Linked DNA regions of Homo sapiens: region 2 is linked to region 1. A link is an interaction called in ENCODE POLR2A ChIA-PET data of the cell type or tissue named here. Cell type or tissue: Panc1. All regions are shown on one strand. Each heading gives the region's core, and the rest is flanking DNA. Links, peaks and the distances in the headings are about the cores only.

What was found. Peaks named below come from ENCODE experiments on the same cell type or tissue, not always from the same donor. Only the 100,000 strongest peaks of a DNase experiment are listed, where the experiment ranks them.
Region 2: POLR2A ChIA-PET joins it to region 1 with 9 read pairs; 2 of 35 experiments call an interaction of 5 or more read pairs at or near these places.

Annotation. Positions count from the first base shown.
Region 1 is chr6:4,670,550-4,675,930 of GRCh38, forward strand. No RefSeq gene overlaps it. Among named protein-coding and RNA genes, the nearest start is that of KU-MEL-3, 63 kb to the left of the region's middle. In Panc1, for the core only: no CTCF peak of the experiment used is centred there; no DNase peak of the experiment used is centred there.
Region 2 is chr6:4,808,172-4,813,552 of GRCh38, forward strand. The region is part of intron 1 of CDYL (chromodomain Y like); the gene reads left to right. Among named protein-coding and RNA genes, the nearest start is that of CDYL, 34 kb to the left of the region's middle. In Panc1, for the core only: no CTCF peak of the experiment used is centred there; a DNase peak (open chromatin) is centred at 2,130.

The DNA.
Region 1 (5,381 bases), core at 331-5,330:
AAGAGAGGAGGGAGGTGATAGAGAGAGAACCACAAGAGTGGCCGTGACAGCCAAGCAGCTGCCCAGAAACCAGAGAAGAGATGCTACACTCCCAGAGACTCTCCTTCTAGATCCCGTGGCAAGTCTATTCATTTCCAGCGCACAAGTGGGATGTCAATTTCAATTTCTCAGAATACTGCATCTTCACCACCCTAATCCACCCATTATTAAACCACCCCAGCCTCATGCATGGTTTGGTTATGGGCTATTAAGGGCTGCCTTGGGTTCCAGAAGGCACACTTCATTTGCTGGTGAATTAATTCTTAGATGTACTGTGTATAACACATTTAAGGCTCTTTCCAAGCAAAGACATTGTGTAACCTTCGATTACTTTTGCCTGTGCAAAATTGTGTATGTCCAGAGTTGAGTCACTCTAAGCACCTCCAAGTGACTGCACTGGCTAGTCCTGACTTAGGAACTGTGGCAAGAGGTGGTGTGCCAATTTTCAGTCCAATTCTCACTCCTCCACTGCCTGGGGGCAAGGTTCTTGGCAGCCTGAGCCCCAGTTTCTTGATCTGTGATATGGGGATGATCATGTCCTCCACCTGGTGTTGTTATGAGAATTCGAGCATGTTTATGAAGTGTCTCCTGCCTATAGATGACACTCATAAAATGAGTCATTGGGCCAGGTGTGGTGGCTCACACCTGTAATCTCAGCATTTTGGGAGGCCAAGGCAGCTGGATCACTTGAGGCCAGGAGTTTGAGACCAGCCTGGCCAACATGGTGAAACACTGTCTCTACTAAAAATACAAAAAAAAAAAAAAATACCTAGGTGTGGTGGCACATGCCTATAATCCTAGCTACTCAGGAGGCTGAGGCATGAGAATCATTTGAACCCGGGAGGTGGAGGTTGCAGTGAGCCGAGATCATGCCACCACACTCCAGCCTGGGCGACAAAGCAAGACCCTGAAAAAAAAAAAAGTGAGTCATTAAAGACTGGATTTGCAAGTTATTTTCTCCAGAAGAGCTTGTACAGGTGATTCTGGCTCTCCAATTTGGCCCATTCCGATGTCTAACTCCACTAAGGCTCCCCGGCCTAGAAGGCCACACTTCTTCCTTTAGAAATAATAACGATCATAATAATAGTTGACATATAGTGTGAGGCAGTGTTAAATGTATTCACCCACTAAATCCTTGCTATAGTTCTCTGATACTATGATTCCCATTTTACAGATGTGGAAACTGAGGCTCTGAGAGGTTAAATCATTTGCCCGTTGTCACACAGCTGGGATGTGGTGAGCCTGCATGCCAACCCAGGCAAGTGGCTCCAGACTCAACACCCCAGAAAGGTGCCACACAATCCCGAGGAGCTTCCAGGCTTTCCGCCGAAGGTGGGTTTGTTCCCTTGTTGAGGGGACTCTGCGCTCAGCCCTGGGAGCATGTTGATGTCCAGCCTGGACGACGGACGCCTTCCTGAGGGGGCCATGCAGACAACCATGCCCAGGCCGCAGCAAGTCTGCTTTGCTCTGCTTCTCATGTTTCTCTCACAATGAAAATATACCTTGACGATGACACCATCACACTCTAAATCAGCTGGGAACTCCTCACCCCCTTGCCAGGGACGAAAAACAGCACAGATATATGACCAGCTGAGCAATCTGGCTTTCCCCACCTCTTCTCCCAAAATTTATTTCTAAGTCAATGACTAATGGCAAAGCTTAAGAATGAGTGACCCTGTTAAGGATGGGAGAGTTACTAAAAGAAGTTACCATTGCAGGAGGCAACGATTTCTGAGGGTGGAATAAAACAAACAAACAAAAAAAAAAGCAGAGTGAGAAAAGGAAAAGAATCCTCCAATTGATTTAAAAAGTGTCTGACTGATGAAAAAGTGGAGAAAAATGAGAAGTATTGAATATTAGTAGAACTCCACATTAAATTCCCTGGGTTTTTGTTTTGTTTTGTTTTACTTCTTCTTCAAGTATTTCCTCGCACCCCAATCTCTTCCTGCAGAGATTTGGTAACTTCAACTTGTGCCAAAGAACATAAAACATTCTCTCTGCCCACCCTTCTTGCATCTGTACCTGTGCTCCAGCTTAGAGTTGTTATATTAAAATGTACCAGTGTGCAGGGCACAGCATCAATCTTGGGAGCTCTGGAGCCGAAGCGATCACGCTCTTTGATGGCCAAGACAAAGTTAGGTGATAGGAAAATAGGATGAGGGTATAAGACCTATATTTTTTGGCAGTGAATTTGAAACTCAGTGCCCAGATTGTACTTTAATAGTCTCAAATTAGCAAAAAGGACTTTTCCCTCTGTCTATAGCAAGTAATTGGCCCAATTCTCCCAGGCATTTTTTTTTAATGCAGAAACCACTTGGTATTCACCCAAGGCAACACAAAAGCATCAGAACTATTTGCCTCTTGCAATTCACATGACTTTCCAGTCCACATGGTGTAAACTAGATATCAGCATATTTTAGCTCTCACAGTGGAAATTCCCCCATCTACCCAATGCCAACGGAAGCTAGTCCTCCCTTAACCCGCTGCAGCACAGAAATGTCCCCTAGAAACCTCAGGGAGAGGAGCTCAGAAGGTCAACCTTTGACCACCAGCCCACTCGTGTGATTTTAATAAGGAAAATATGGGAGCAGGTTTTCTGTCTTGCCTTACTTTGAGATTTGCATGATGGAAAAGCAAGAAAGAAAAGAGAGAAAAAACTGAGCTGAGGAAGAAGGAAAGAGAAAGAAACAAGAAGAAAGAAGAATGGAGAAAAGAATGGTTTATGACTCAGCCATCCCTTCACCTCTTCCCATAGGCTTCCCTGTGCCTCTTCACAGCAGGCTTATGAGGTCAGAAATCCCAGTAGGTAAACCCCGTGTCTCTGCTGGCCAGCAAGGTGGAGTGACCTCTTGCCCACTGGGGCCAGTGCCTATAGGTTCAACAATGCACTACACTGTCTGTCCCAACAATGCACTATAGGAACAGGCATCTGGCCCTTCACACTAGCCCTAGACAACCGTCAGCTTCTCCATGTTCTCCAAGCCCTGATCAACTGTCCCCAGGGCATTAGAAATATCCCAGCAGCCAAAATAAGGGCCCTCCTGAATAGGGCTGGCAGGAGGCCTGGGGCTACCCATGTGTACCCTTTGGTCATGTTCAAATTGTTGCTTGAGGTATTCCATCACCAGTGCTGCCTGACTGGACCCTCTCAAACCCTTTTCTATTTTGCAAGATGAAACAGCAATTTATGCTAGTTCAGCTCCTCCATCTCCAGGATGGAATTAAACACGCAAGGATTTTCAGAAAGGAAATGCCTGCATTAAGGGAAATAAGAAGGGAACCAAGGAAGGCTAGGGGGTCATCAGACCACAGTGCAAGTCTGACCTGGAGGGAAGGACAGAAGGAGGTTAGGTGGAAATGCCCTAAACTACCGTGCTGTCAAAGGGAGCTTTGGCAAAACCACTGGGGAGTCTTTGAGCCCAAGGTAGCTGACAAAGGAATCCCAGCTCTCCTAGACAGGTCATTGGCAGGGAATAGCCCGGGGAGGCATGGTCCCAGGGTAAACTCGGCAAAGGACTTAGTGCCCAATCAGTGATGCTTCCCAGAGGCCAGATGCCAAGGTCTTCAGGGCTCACTCTTGCAGTGGTCACCCCAAGTGACCAAGTCTCCACTGTGGAGGATTTCCTCTTGCACCTGCTCCATCACTTCTGAAAGGTGCTAATGATTGGGCTGTTGTGATGGGATGTGCTGAGGCTCAGTCCCCACCACATAGGTCATGCCTTCACTATAAAGATGCAGGGAAGATGCCAAGACAGTGGGCGGGGGGGGGGGGGGGGTGTCTGTTGTGGAACTAAATAAGTGCTCCTTTGTTCTCTGAAGCCCAGGGTCTAGCTTCCACACACTCTTGGAACATTTCTTGGTTACAGTGATATTCTCAAAAAGAGGGCATACCTATCTACTCCATATCTGGCCTTTGCACAGTGTCAATAGCAGAAGACAAAAACTTCCCAAAGAAGAGAAATGCCCAGCATGGTCCCCATCTCCAAAGGGAAAAAAATCAAAAGATGGTTCAATTTTGGCCACCAATTGTGGTCACTTTGGAATCTATGACCCTTGTCAGAAGAATCTGCCATGTGGCCTCTAGTCAATCCAACAGCTGCAAGGACCCCACAAAGTGATCCCAAGCCAGCCTCCTCCTGTGGGGTACGTGTGAGGCTGGCTTCCATCCTCCCCACCCCACAACCAAGGGCATCACAACAATTCTCCCAGGAAGGAAGATGCAAATTCCAATGTGTCTCTTCCCCATAAACCTGTGGCTCCCGCAGGGCTCAAACAAGAGTCAACTGAAAGAGGCCCCAGGGTGCAGAATTCCAGGAGGCATCATTCTCAGGATGGAGTGAGTGCAGAGTCAGCACTGAGCATGAGAACCATCCTTTGCAGGCCATGGGTCACCTCCCTCCAGTCCACCCAGAGGACCAAAGTCTGCCTACCCTTCAAAGGCTACCCAAGACCTGCGCTCCATCGAGCCTTCCCTGAGGACCCGTCAACTCTCATGTCATTCCTCTGAGATCCTAGGGCCCTTTGTTTACCGCAGATGGATGGCTTTTTCCCATAGTACCCTTGCATTGTCCGTGTTTGTGTGAACACCCATTATCCCTCCCAGTAGACTGCAAACAGCTTCCGGACAGGGGCCATCTTCCCACCTTCACACCCCTTTCCCATCTGCAGCACCGGCAGTACAGTAACTGAGGGGCTCTGTGTGTGGCTTCTTTGCATCTCTGGCAAGCTGCCAACAGTGTCCCCACGGCCACAGATGCTGAATCCCTCTGTACTAATGGCTTGAATTACAAAGAGAAAGATGCTATGGACACACCATGATAAAAGAGTGTTGCAGAGTAGAAGTTATGCATATGGTTTCCTCCCATGCCATCAGGACCAAAGGAATCGCATCTGGCAGTGTTGTCCCCCTCCGTGTCTCCCTCTGGGAAACCATTAGGAGTGTCCGTGGCTATCAAAGGCTTTTCATTGTAAAATACTGTACTTAGGGAGCACTGTCACTTGATTCTCAGCTGTGGCAATTGTTCTGCACAAATTCGGTGGGATAAGGTAGTGTTAAGGTTATTTTTCCCTTGTCTTGAAGGCCATGTAATGTTAGGCAGGGCTGATAAAGATGTCAGAATCAAGAACAAAAAATTCCAGTACATTGGAAGCACTTATGAAGTTTCATGGGAATGACTCTGCATATCCACCAGCACTTCAGAAAAAGCTCGGAAAAGAGCTCTCACAAATTGTGTTGTTTCTGCCCATTATAAAAAGAGGAGCAAAATCTGTCATTCATTGACACATAGGGAGTTGGCTAGTTTTCAGCCTCTGTAGTCACCTCTCTGAAAGTGACGGATGCG
Region 2 (5,381 bases), core at 144-5,143, 140 kb after region 1:
AATGCACATGCGGGGCAACACGTGCTTGTTGCCGTTGCCTCTCGAACCTCTAGGAGGACAAAGCTTGGAAGTGCATGCCTGTATCTTAGCCCACACAAACCTGCACATCTATATATGGATCTCTCTGCATATGCAGTTAAAAATGAGTTCCTATTGATGAATTCCATTTCCAGTTTAACACCATAGCATTCATTCTAACCTTCTTCTTTTCCTTAATTGTTAACTCCTTTCTCCAGCAGTGAGAAATCCATACTCCGCTGTCTGTAATACATTTACTCATTTGCTCAACTCTAGTATAACATCAAAGTAGTTTCAAATTTGCTAACCCAAATCCCTCTGAGAAGCAGCTTTATTAACTAGAACACATGCCAGTGAACTGTAGCCCATGGGTTCAATCTGGCCCGCTTGATGTTTTTGTAAATAAAGTTTTATTGGAACACAGCCCCGCCTATTTGTTTATATATCACGCATGGTTGCGAGAGAGACCATATGGCCTCCAAAGCTGAAAAGCTTTACTGTCTGACCCTTTATGGACATGGTTTGCTGACTCTTAAAGTCCAAGAATATAGATTTTGTGTACGGCTCTTTTTGTCTTTAGCTTTATGGTGTCCCAGTCAAAATACTGTTTTCCAAGATTGCTTTTTCTTTTCACCTCCTTCAATGTGGTTATTTTATTCATTTGTAATTGAGTTAGATTAATTTGTTACTGCTTGGATTCCATTTTTTTGTTCCCCATACACACATCCTGGTTGATTGTCATTGTGTGTTTTGGATGTGTGAAATATTGATGTGGCTTCCAAGCGTGAGAGCTGTGCACCAGGGTATACACTCAGAAAAGCCTCCTCGTTCCAGCTTTCCCATTCCCATTCTGTACGCCCTCCACTCCTTTTCTACCCACCCTCTGTGGGTGACCAGTCTCTTTAGTTTCTAGTTTGTCTTTCATGTATGTTTTGTGCAAATCAACAGATACATATGTATTTTATTGCATTATCTTTCTTAAAAAAAAGAGCAGGTAGTATGGTATAAGATACTCTTCTGCACTTGACTTTTTTCACTTATCAATATGTCTTGGAAATCACTCACATCAGCTCTTAAAGATCATCTTCATTTTAAAAAATAGCCACTCCTTCGTGTGGATGTACCATAGTTTATTCAACCACTCTCCTATGTATGGCATTTAGAATGTTTCTGGTGTTTGTAATTATAAACGGTGTTGCAATGAATAAACTTGTGGATGTGTAGTTTTATACTGTTGGAGGCCTGCCTTCAGGATAGTTTCTTAGATGTGGGATTGCCAGTTTTTAAGAGTACTTTGTATGATAGGGATATTATATTAGTCCTTGGTGATCCTTTGTATGGTAGGGGTATTATATTAGTCCTTGGTGATATTTTGTATAGTAGGGGTATTATATTAGTCCTTGGTGATCCTTTGTATGGTAGGGGTATTATATTAGTCCTTGGTGATATTTTGTATGGTAGGGGTATTATATTAGTCCTTGGCGATATTTTGTATGGTAGGGGTATTATATTAGTCCTTGGCGATACTTTGTATGGTAGGGGTATTATATTAGTCCTTGGCGATACTTTGTATGGTAGGGGTATTATATTAGTCCTTGGCGATACTTTGTATGGTAGGGGTATTATATTAGTCCTTGGCGATACTTTGTATGGTAGGGGTATTATATTAGTCCTTGGCGATACTTTGTATGGTAGGGGTATTATATTAGTCCTTGGCGATACTTTGTATGGTAGGGGTATTATATTAGTCCTTGGCGATATTTTGTATGGTAGGGGTATTATGTTAGTCCTTGGTGATATTTTGTATAGTAGGGGTATTATATTAGTCCTTGGTGATATTTTGTATGGTAGGGGTATTATATTAGTCCTTGGTGATGTTTCTTGGACATACTTTCTCCCCGTTGGCTTTTGACTTTGATCTTGGTGTATGTGTGTGTGTTTATTTTTGCCTTTATGACTCGCCCTTGCCTACGGGATAATGACATAATGCATAGTTGTCTAAGTGTGTGATGGGTTACCCTTTGCCTTTTGTTGTTTGCATTGTACTTCCTAACTCCTACTTCACAAGATTTCAGTTCAGGCATCAGTTCCGAAATGATTTCTCAACTAGCATGAGTTAAAGAAAGAGATTATGTTCTGCCTTCTCAGAGGGTGCTACTTTTAAAAGTTGTTTGATCCTCATGGTACCCTTTAATGACTCCCTGTGATTATATGTCTAGTACCAGTTAACTATGTCAGAGTTACTTTCAGATTTTATCAGTTGTTGTGACTGTATGGGATGACTCAGTGTTGGACCTGAGACTTTGCCTCCAATTTTAATATATTTCATGAATCCATTTCCACTAAAATCTTTTTTGTTTTAGTATATAATAAAATCTACACATCTCAGTTTTGACTTGCCTGGTGTCATAGTCCATTTGGAGAGCTGTAACAAAATACTATAAACTGGGAGGCTTAGAAATAACATAAATGTATGCTCATAGTCCTGGGGGCCCAGAAGTCCAAGGTCAAGGCACCCAGCAGATTGGTGCCTGGCGAGGGCTGCTCTCTGCCCTTCTCACAGTGTCCTCACATGGTGGAAGGGACTAGCCAGGTCTCTTATCAGGGCACCAATCCCATTCATGAGGGCAGAGCCTTGTGCCACTCTCCTATGTATGAGACCTAGTTATTTCTCAAAAGTCTAACCTTTTAGTACCATCATACTAGGGATTGGGTTTCAACATAGGAAATTTTGGGGGACACAAATATTCAGACCATAGCAAGTGGTCATTTGTGTCTATTCAGTTATTGCAGGCAATTCCTTCAGTAAATAGAGAAAGAGCTTGTCAATGCATATCATCTTGTGTCAGATCAGCCGTACAGAGGTCCATTTACTGGGAGCTAATGAAGCTTCAGTTTCAGGTCTGACAGAAGTTTTTGATAGTTGGCGTTATAGAGGGGACATTTTTGCATGCTCATTAATTCTTTAGTAGTTAAGAAGGATTTCCTCTGGAAGCATTAATTAGCAAGAATATGAAGTAAAAGTAAAACATAGTAGACCATGTAAAAACTTCCTGAACTATGTTGCATAGATAATACTAAAGATAGAACTAGCAGTTGTTTATTTTTAATAAGCTCTCTAGACTTAAACTATTTTAAATAAAAACAGAGCACCTGACTTAAAATAGCATTTTTAAAAGTACCTCTTCAGTAGTAATAGGCTGTCACTGCTAGCTTATTGGTTATTTTCCCTCAGCTCTTGCTCTCTTCTGGTCAGTTATGGATTCTTGTTTGAGGAGAGGAGCTGGCAACACTAGTTGGCCCTCTCTGTACTTAACATCATGAGGCTCCTAGAATTTAGTAAGGAGATACTCAAAAGTAGTCTATATGGGTTTTTAAAAACTAGCTTTTAATTACACAAGTACTCAATGACATTATTCTTTTTTTTTTTTTTTTTTTGAGACAGGGTCTCTGTCATCCAGGCCATAATGCAGTGGTGCCATTATAGCTCACTGCAGCCTCAAACTCTTGGCCTCGAGTGATCTTCCTGCCCTGCCTTTCCAAAGCTCTGGGATTACAGGCATGAGCCACCACCCCTGGCCTCTCTCTTCTTTAACAAATACTAAATTAATTTATTTAGTTTAGAGATGGGTCTCACTGTTACCCGGGCTGGTCTGGAACATTATAAAGACTCCTGTTGGCCATCTCACTTGACTGTTGTCTTCCACCCTCTTCCCCATTCATCAGCTCTTAGTGTTGGTCTCCCCTGGAACCTTCCACATCATCTCCTGTGCCTTTGCTGTCTGCAGGGTGGTCCATGGACTGGCAGCAGCATCAAGCTTGCTGGAGTTGGTTAGAAATGCAGACTCTGAGGCACCGCCCCAATCCAGTTGAATTGGAATCTGCATCTTAACAAGATCTTTGGTGATTTGTAGGGACATGGTTTTGTATACATGTTTTCTATAGTGAACATAGAAAGTACTGCCAATGTGTGTTTAGAATGTACACAAACGATATGATGTAACTTTTTCCATCAACAAGATGCCCTAGATACCTCTAAAGATCACTCTGTGTGGTGTGTGTAGACCTGTCTCATTCTTTCTTAGTTGCTTCCTAACTTTACTTCTGCAGTGTTAAATGATTAGTCACTTCCCCATTGAAGGACATTAAGGTTGTCTGCAGCTTTTGTTTTTTTGGGATGTCCGGTGTAGCGGTGAACTCACTCTAGGGCACGTCTTGTGTACATGTGCCCAGAAAGTAGCTGGATAGAAGAGTGTGAACATTTTTAACTTAAACATCCTGCTAAATTGCCCTCCAAACTGGTTGTATCAATCTGACTCTTACTTTGTTTCAGTGATCAATTTACATAGTCTTTATTCTTTATAACATTGTTTTAATGGCCATAGCATTATAATGTTTTCATATCAAGTTGCCTATCCCTCCCCTTTGCTGTAATTCTTCAAAATTATATTGGCTTTTAAAGAAATTCCACAGTCTTCTATAGGAAATTTAAAATCAGCCTGTCAAGTTCTGTGAAAAATTCTAGTAGGGATTTTTTTTTTTCATGGCTGAAGATTGTATTGAATTTCTAGATTAATTTGGGTTGGAGACTAGGTATGTGAAGTGTTGAGCCTTCTGATACTCATCTCTGAACATGGTATTTCTCCCAATTTACTTGTCTTCTTCTGTCCTTGAGTAAAGTTTTATAGCTGAATGTATAGGTATATGTGCATTTGTATGTGTGTGTTGTGTATTGTAGTTTTGTCTGTTTTCTTTTAGATTTATTCTTAGGTTGTTTTTCTAGCTATTACGAATAGGATTTTCAAAAAGACTGATTTCTAATTGATTGCCGTTGTATAGGAAAATCACTAAGTTTTCATATGTTTACCTTGTTCCTTTGCTGGACACTGTTTTAATGGTCAGTTAGAGCTCTAGGATTTTGGAGTCGGCAGTCTTCTACCTTCGAATTAATTATAGTTCGTACTTGCTTTTCCTTGTGTTTATGCATCCATTTCATTTTCTCATCTGGTGTAGGCTGGGAACTTCCAGGACCATTTTGAGTAGTAACATGGTAGAGAACACTGCCGTCGTCATCTTCGCCTACTGGAGTGCTTCTAGTGTTTCACCATTGAAGTATGAGCATTCCCAAAAATGTCTAGTTGTAGATATTCTATCCAGATTTGCTGGCGAAGAGGTCTTTGTTACTTTTTAAAATCATGAGTGGGTTTTAATTTGATGGTGTGCTTTTGCAGCATCCGCTGATATTCTTAGGTTTTCTCCTGTATCTAATGATGGTAGTGACAGATTTTCTAGGACTGAATTACCCTGTTATTTCAGGGACTTACTCTACTGGGTTATCATTTATTCTTCTGCCACTGATGGAT